Linked DNA regions of Homo sapiens: region 1 is linked to region 2. The links are chromatin loops, found by intact Hi-C in ENCODE. Cell type or tissue: heart left ventricle. All regions are shown on one strand. Each heading gives the region's core, and the rest is flanking DNA. Links, peaks and the distances in the headings are about the cores only. Region 1 has its middle 55 kb from the start of LINC03065. Region 2 holds the start of LINC03065 (long intergenic non-protein coding RNA 3065).

Region 1 (4,392 bases), core at 275-4,274, 55 kb before region 2:
GGAACAGAAGTCTCTTACATATCAGCAGGGAGTGGCAAACATTAGCTAAGTGGTCCTAAGACAACTGGCTATGTACAGGGAAAAGGAATTTACATCCCCATTTCATACCACAACAAAATACATCCTACATGGGCTAAAAACCTTAAATGTATGGTAGGGTGACAGGGGGAATCTTAAAATTACAAAGTAAATACAGGAGAATGTCTTCATTACATTTTCAGTTTTCTTAAATAAAATAACAAAAGCATAAATGATAACAGTGATCATTTGAATACATTTAAATATTAAAATTCTATGAAACAAAAGACGCCAGACACAGTGAAAATGCAAGCCATTGGAGAAGTTAATTATAGTATATATTACTGGGTATTAGCATCAAGAGTATTTTTAAATCTCTATAAATGAATAAGAAAAAAGCAAGCAATACAGTAGAAAATTTGTCGATGATATCAACAGTTAATTGTTAGAAGGAAACTAAACAGCCAAAAAACATAAAAGATACTCAACTTCAGTAATAAATGCAAATTAAAACCACAATGAAGTACTATTTCACATCCATCAGAAGGGCAAAATTTAGAAGTCTGAGAAGCCCAAGTGTTGGTAAGGATGTGGAAGAAAAAGAAAAAAAGAACTTGTAAATATGGCTGGTGTGAATGTGTATTGTAGAAAATCACATTGGAGGACAATGTTGCAATATCAAACAAAGTTGATGAGCACATGCTAACCTATGACCTAGCAATTCTGCCTGTGGGTATGTATCCTAAAAAATTCTCACGCATATGCCCAAGGAGAAATGAAATACATTGTTTTTTGTAGCACCGTTTTTAATAGCAAAACATTGGAACCAACCTAAATGTTCAAAAATATAATTGTGGACAGGGCTCAGTGGCTCATACCTTTATCCCAGCACCTTGGGAGACCAATGTGGGCAGGCGGACCTCTTGAGCCCCAGAGTTCAAGACTGGCCTGGGCAACATGGTAAAACTTTGCCTCCACAAAAAATACAAAAATTAGCCCGGCATGGTGGCTCATGCCTGTAGTCTCAGCTACTCAGAAGGCTGAGGTGGGAGGATTACCTGAGCCTGGGGAGATTGAGGCTGCAGGGACCTGAGATCACAACACTGCACTGCAGCCTGGGTGACAGAATGAGACCTTGTCTCCAAAAAAAAAAAAAAAAAGAAAGAAAAAGGGAAAAAAAAGAATGGTGGATCAATAAATGGTGCCAAAGTCACACAATGAAATATCAACTATGTATGTGCAAAATATGTAAGAACCAGGAAGGAAGGATACATGCTAATTTCAGGATAGTGATTATCTCTGGGCAGAGAGCAATGGAATTGGGCAGTGGGTGCTATGGTTAAAATGTATCTGTAATGTTAAAACAAACAAGCAAAAAACTCTAAAGTCAGGCAAGATGTCAACATTGGTTAAATCTATGAAAAACAATAAGCCTGGATCATACTGCAGACTAATAAGAAATGATTTCCAGAACTACTTCAGAAGAGTGTGGGGTGTGGACTACCATGTGTGTAATGCTGAAGAAGAGGATGAGCTTGTTTGTGCAGACTTCCTAATGACACAAAATAAATTGGCAACAGTGATGGCCTCTGAGGGAGAGGGACACAGGAGACTGGCATAAGCAGAGGAAAAAGACCTTTACATCCTTTTTCTATTATTTGCCTGTTTTATCACTTGCATATATTTTCTCAATAGTAAAAAAATTAAAGCAAAAATATATTTTTAATAAAAATGATTCCTACCGCAACAATGCACTTAAAGCCAAAATTACAATTTTGAGGGACATTTTGCATGAAGTATAAGTGTACCCTTATGCTTGCCACCTTCCCAAATGACTGATTTTTCTACAGCGTTCCTGATAATAAGTTCCTTATGATCAGTCACACAGAAACATACACCCTGCCTGCTACATATGCTTTAACTGTGCATCTATTTATATGGGATGACAGATACTTTCCCTAATAAATCTTGCCATTTTCCCTGGTAAGGAACTGTGTGCTGACTAAATGGTTGCTGACACATGGGAGTTATTCCCATAATTTCCTCACACAGTAAGACAAATCAATGCAATGCAGAGCTCTGTTACAGACACTAACAGATTTGGAGCATGTCAGAAAGTGGGGGGGTATATAATGAATCCATGTTTCTAGACTTTCCTACCAGAGACAGCTTGAGGCAATCTGACAGCAAAGGCAGGATCTGAAGTCCTAAACTCAGACATTTTATCTCCGTGAGCTAATTTACAACCAAGAGAGCCACAATACTGTCAGATCTAGAACTCAACTACTTTAAACAGCGACCTTTTGTCTTATATTTTGCATTGATTTTTTTGAAGTGTTATGTTGTTTGAAAGCTAATTACCTTCCTAGAGGATTAATTTCAAACCTTTTCAAACCTAGAACCGCTTTAGGGAACAAAACAACTGACTCTCACTGCTTTCTTGTTATCCCAAGCTGGACTCCAAGGGCCCCAGGCCCCACTTGGTGTAAGGTATAGAATTCTGCTTTATACCAGTTTACAGGTATCAAGGAGGCAGGAGAGAGACTCAGGGTAGTGAGGGGAAAGAAGATCAGAGTCATCTCTTTTTCATGTCTTTCATTTCACAACTTCTTCCTTCCCATGCCTGCTGGTGCGCTCCCTCGCCTTGTTCCAGAGCCAAAAGACAGGTCAACTTCACTGCTTTTTATCCAAGTTGGCAGAGGTTGTGGCAGCGGGGTGGTAACTCTGCCCGATGTTCCCAAGCTGCAGCTGGGACATGTCCAACAGCAAAGTCACTCAGTAAACAGTTCTCTGTTTCTCTTTTCCTCGAGTTGGCTGGAATATCTCTAAGCCCTAGTACCACCCACTCTTTAATTCAAGACAAGCCCACAGACCAGAAACTTCACAGATCACTCTGTCTTAAAACAGTCTTTTGCTGGGTACAAAATACCATGTATAAAATTATTGATATGCTACAATTATTTCCATTCCAATCCCTATAGATTATCCTTTTTGACGGTTTAGTTTTTCTATTTTTATTAATATCCCTTGTACATCATTCAGTTCAATATTCAAAAACCTCCTTAGATGTTTATTTTGTGCCTAGCTTTGTGGTGATGTGGGGGAGATAAGCAAATACTGCACTTAACAGTTACTTATTTTAAGATGTTTACAAACTAATTGGAGAGAGAAAAGCCAATATGAAGCAAGTGATAACTAAAGAAAAACTGTCTTTAAACCCTAAAAGTGGGAGGAAATAGCAAAGACATGCAGAGGTCAGGAAAACTTTAAGAAAGATGTTGGCTGGGGCTGGGATTTGAAGGAGTGGAGGTTGAGGAGGGCTTTCCAGATCTCACAAGATGGTTAAGCTTCAGAGGCTGATCTCAGCAGAACATACTGTGGGACTGTCAGAGACCAGTTTAATAAAGCAACTCTGACACCAGAAAACTGGTAAACAAGCAAGCAAAAAAAACCAGGAACAGGTCGGGTGCGGTAGCTCACACCTGTAATCCAAGTACTTTGGGAGGCTGAGGCAGGCGGATTACGAGGTCAGGAGTTCGAGACCAGACTGGCCGATATGGTGAAACCCCGTCTCTACTAAAAAAAACATACAAATTAGCTGGGCGTGGTGGCATGTGCCTGTAGTCCCAGCTACTCAGGAGGCTGAGACAGGAGAATCACTTGAACCCGGGAGGCAGAGGTTGCAGTGAGCCAAAATCGCGCCACTGCACTCCAGCCTGAGTGACAGAGCAAGACTCCATCTCAAAAAAAACAGAAAGAAAAAGAAGAACAAGGGTAGATTAATAAGTTGGCTAAGAATTCATTATCCTTCCATATGTTGAGTACTAGAGATCAAAGGGAACTCATGAATCATGTCATGCACCTTCATGCCTTCATTTCACAGATGAGAACACCGAGGATAAGCGACTCAAAACAATTTCACCATAGCAGGTCACAAATTAGTGCCAGAGTGGAAATTCAACTCCAGGGCTTCCAACGCCCATGCATCACACTCCACTTCAAAACCCCACACTGTTATGCTTCACTGATGGAAGGCCCTTTGGAACAGTGATATACTAATAGTAACAAAATAATAAATTCCAAAGTAGAGGTATTATAGAAGGGATAAGGCTTATTTTGTGTACAGATATTTCTAAGTTTTTCTTTTCTTAAATTGCACTAGCTATTATATCAGGTTTCACCTCCTCTGCTTTTGACGAAGTCTTCCATGGCCCTGCCTAGCCTTTCTGACCTTATTTCCCAACACTCCCTATTCTACAGGCTCCACTCAAGCCAGATGTGTCCATTCATAGTCCCCAGCTTTTGCTAGGCTCGTGCCCATCTCTGGGGTGTTGCTCCTGTTTTCCCCTTTTCAACTTTCAATTGATATAAAAC
Region 2 (4,392 bases), core at 182-4,181:
GGGAGAGACAGAGAGAGAGGGAGAGAGGGAGAAAGGGAGAGAGAGAAATAGTATTCCTATACTTTGCTACTTTGCTGGATGCCCGACTGTATTTGACATCAAGACAAGCAGACGCCATCGTATAGCCATGAAGGGACATGACAGGAGAAATTACCATCATGTGAAGATGGCAGAGCAGAAAGAAGAATCCCACTTCAATCTCGGACAACTTCCCTAAGTTATTTGACCAACCAATAGTGGAACCACCTTTCTCCAAACTTCTTATTTTATGGGATAATAAATTCCATATTTTTCAAATTTCCACCTCTAGTCAGGTTTCCTGTTGTTTGCACTTTTGTTCATACCTTTTTTTTTCTACTAAAGGAAGAAGTGAGGGCATGTGTTATGAATGTGAAATCTGGAAGTTAAAAAGTTTGAAACAGATATTTCAGTTTTCACTTATAGCCTCCTTCCATCTTCTTCCCCCTCCCCAACTCCTACTGGATTCAGACAAGGGCCAGGACACAAGGCTGAATGCAAAAGGACCCCTCCCTTCCCAAGACTTTATCTTTGTTCCTAGCTCAAGCTCAGTGTGTCTGGCTCCTTCTTCCTCAAAGATTTGTTCTGTCCCAGGAGGCTCCTCAATCGCTCCAGTCAATTGGCTTCTAGAGCCTTGCCCTATCAGTTCCACAGATACATCCACACGTCTGAACTCCAGCCACAGTTTAGACTCAAGTGGGGAGCTCCCACCGCAGCACCGTTCTGTACCTGTAACTAGCAATGGTTTGTAGCCTTTGAGCAGAAATAGGGAATGAAACTGCCGAGAATTTAGGGATGGAAACTGGCACAGGCATGGGAAACCGTTTGAGAATGCAGGAGTTAGCTGGGTTTACTAGATTATAACTCTTATGAAGACCACATAGCACACAACTCAGCATATAAATTAGTCTTAACACATATACATTGAATTTCTTTGAAATGACCAAATTGTAGGCAGATAAAATGGCTTCCTTTTACAGAATCTTCCCTTCAGAGAGTGCCTTTCAATGGCACCACCTTCCCTCCACCCAAAATAAAACCTTCAACATTTTCACCTTAAGTGAAATGTTTATAACACACTTTGAAATAGTGAGTGTGGTGAAGATAGTTCTATTCAATCTGCTACGAAGAAACAAGACACAAAGATCTGACTTGGCCACCATCCCCGAAGGCATCCGTGGCAGAACTGGGATGGTCCCTCATTCCCCAGTGGTCTCAAGCGTTTGTTCTGATGTCCCTGTATGTAATTGTTTTGATAGCAATTTTCCTGGTTCTCTCTCACTAGCTTGCTAACTACGCATGTCAATCACATTCAGGAACACCATGGGCCTAAGGGTCAGCCACATCTCAGGAGAATGTGATTCAAAAGAGGACACAAGGCATAATATAGCACTTTCTCCTTCTAGCATGTATGTCAGTTGCGTTGCGGCCTCGAAAGTCTGACAATGTGTAAAGAGAGTGTTGCATTTTTTTTCCTTCCCCCAGATGCAGAAAGGAAAGGATTTATGAAGTACTCTGACCACAATTTTAAAGCAAGTGAGAAACCCAACAGTGTAAGATCCTCTTACTAGAGAACACTCAATGGTACTGAAAGAGTTCTCCACCTAAACTCTAAAGAACCCGAAGAGAGGTCCAGTTTTTTCCTCCCAAAGATCCATCTCCAGAGCTTCACTCCCTAGTCCGTTAGGGAAGCCGGGACGGTGGGAGAGCCACAGATACTCTTTCTCCTACGGAACCCTTGGACCTCTTGCCCCGTTTCCCTGTCACTTTAGGGAGCAGCACGCAGGAGACTAGAGGCCAGGGTCCAAGCCCGCAGCCGTAGCAGGCCGGACGAAGAAAGCGGGCCGGAAGGGCAGCGTCGCGGTGCTGGAGGCTGTTGCTGGGAGGCGTGGATTCTGGAAAGTGCGTGTGCGCGTCCCTGGAGCACCGCCCGCGGAGCCGATTGGCCCGGACGCGCGGCGGGGGAAGCCCTTGGCTAATCTCCTGCCACTCAGCCCGGCTGACGTCGGCGCCCGGGATGCAGCGCCGCGAACCTCTCGCCCCGCCGGGCCGGGCCGCGCGCGGAAGGACAAATAGTTCCGGCGGCAGTGCCGCGCACCTCTACGCGGCTCTGCTCGCCCCGCCCGGGCTGCCGAGCCCGAGGCAGGGGTGGCGGGAAGTGGGGGCGGGCGGAGCAGGGCCGGCCTGTGCGGCTCTCGGACCCCGGCTCCGCTCTTTGCGGCCAGACGGGTGGATTGCGCTCCCTAGGGAAGAGTAATTGGATTCCAGGCTCCCTCCAGCCGGGATCAGCGGAAGTCGGCTGCTAAGCCTGCAGCCTGGGAGGGGCGTGTGGGGAGGAAGGAAAGGTGGGGAGCGCCGCCGGGAGGGACACGGTGAAACCACTGTCCTCTTAAGTGCCTGCGTGCTTGTTTCTGTACAGGCCGCATCGGGAAGCTGGGTATAGAGAAGGATTAACAGAGATTGCACCCTGGTGACCTTTCCCCTCAGGCACGTGACTCTTGCCCCTTCCAAGTTGTCATCCTCATTGTGAAATTCACCTGGTAGCTGATACTCAGGAGAGGAATACTTTGGAAGCCTGAGTCTTCTAGCCATCACCCTTCTGTTTTTCTCTCAAAGCTCCACTTGGAGCTCAGCTGGAGAAGGAACCCTGTGAAGTCTGGAATTGGACATGTCTCTTATTAACGAAGTAATTGTGGAGAAAACAGCATTCTTACCACTATCATCCAGGAAAGTATCCCAAGTCCCTTCCTTGGCAGTAGCAAACTTCCCTTAATTCCCTTCCCCTTGAGGAGATGCAGCCAGAATGAGAGCCTTAAGCAGAGTTTTTGGGTGAAATGATAGGCATGTTCTAGGAATTGTGACTTAAACTTGGACCTCTTGTGATTTTTTTTCTTTTCATCTTAATTACTGCATTTCACTCATTCATCATGAAATAAACTCTTACTGAAGGCTTTGTTTGTTCCAGGCTCTGTTCTACTTATCAGACATACGTCAGTGAGTAAAACGAATGCACTCATGGAACCTCATTACAGTTGCTCTAGTGGGGGAGATAGTACATTTACAATCATATACAATTGTATAATGTCATGTAGGGAAGAGCGCTATGAAGAAAAAGAGCAGAAGGACGAAGTATGCAGATGAGAGTTGAACATTATTTTATATTTTAGATAAGTTGATTGAAGAAGGCCTCTTTGAGGAAGTTATGTTTAAACAGAGGTCTAGATAAATGAGGTAGAAAGCCAAGCAAATATTGGGGTTGGGGGGGTTGGGGAGAAGATTCTGGGCAGAAGTAAGAGCAAGTGCCAAGGCTCTGCAGCCAGAGACAGTTTGGTGAGTCTGAATTAGTAGAAAGGAGGCCAATGTGAATGCTGTGCAGTAAGCCAGAAAAACAGTTAGAAATAAGGCTGGAGATGGGGTGATGAGTATGTGCATGCTTGGCATTTACTTTTAACATAATTTGAAACTTCTCTAAGTTTTGTATGCACTAAAGTGTCCTGCATTCTTCCTGTGTCTCCACCAGACACTACATTTCATTTCATTCAGAGACACCACTTTTTTTCCTCTTGGTCTAGCAGTAAGTGTTTATTTCTGTTTTTCTCTCACCCTCTTCTACTGATCTATAACTATTGGTTCAAATGTTTCTTCTGTGCAGATCCTTATCTTTAATGTCACCTTTTTTTCCCCCAACTTGTATATTTGCCTCTTTATCTCATCAACGTATCTAACTGGACGTCCTGCCATCTTTAGGTTTCGACAGGTCTAAAACCAATCTCATAATCTCATTATCTTTCCAAAATCACTTCCCTTCTTTCTCATTGATACCACTGCTATCTCTGCCACCCAAGCTGAAAACACCGATGTCATTTTTTACCTGTTCCTTCCCTTTATTTCTTTTATCCAGTCATCTCAGGGCCTTCAATTTATCCTTTAAAATACCTCCTCTGTCAGATCCCTTCCTCTGTCTCTACTTCAGGTTCTCTGTCTAAGCCCTTAAATGCAGCCAGCTAGGCTTAGTTCAGCAGTTTCTATGTGGCCTTTCTGACTTCCTTCTCGCTCTGCTCCAATCTAACTTGCCAGAATAATGGTTCTGAATCTTCACTCTTAGCACATTTCTTTGTGCTTCAGCACCTTTATGGCTACATTTTCTATTTCCTTAAATTTAAACTCTTGTGACTGAATCTCTTTTTCTTTTTTTTGAGACAGGTTCTCATTCTGTCGCCTAGGTGCCCAGGCTGGAGTGCAATGGAGCGATCACAGCTCACTGCAGCCTCTACCTCTCAGTGTTCAAGTGAACCTCCCACCTCAGCCTCCCGAGTAACTGGGACTACAGGCATGTGCCACCACAACTGGCAATTTTTTTATTTTTATTTTTTG

What was found. A loop is a pair of places that touch in the nucleus more often than their neighbours do. Peaks named below come from ENCODE experiments on the same cell type or tissue, not always from the same donor. Only the 100,000 strongest peaks of a DNase experiment are listed, where the experiment ranks them.
Region 1: a loop joins it to region 2, with 2.2 times the contacts of the local background. A loop is called at or near these places in 13 of 110 quality-filtered maps.

Annotation. Positions count from the first base shown.
Region 1 is chr15:56,829,660-56,834,051 of GRCh38, forward strand. No RefSeq gene overlaps it. Among named protein-coding and RNA genes, the nearest start is that of LINC03065, 55 kb to the right of the region's middle. In heart left ventricle, for the core only: no CTCF peak of the experiment used is centred there; a DNase peak (open chromatin) is centred at 2,727; H3K27ac peaks cover 825 bases.
Region 2 is chr15:56,885,251-56,889,642 of GRCh38, forward strand. TCF12-DT (TCF12 divergent transcript) reads right to left here. Exons shown (of 4, transcript NR_015419.2): 4 at 920-2,674. It overlaps LINC03065 (long intergenic non-protein coding RNA 3065), which reads left to right and starts at 1,818. Exons shown (of 2, transcript NR_183870.1): 1 at 1,818-1,920; 2 at 2,506-2,971. RefSeq lists an enhancer at 1,652-1,741 and a silencer at 1,862-2,291. In heart left ventricle, for the core only: CTCF peaks have their summits at 2,188 and 2,398; a DNase peak (open chromatin) is centred at 1,991; H3K4me3 peaks cover 1,863 bases; H3K27ac peaks cover 2,609 bases.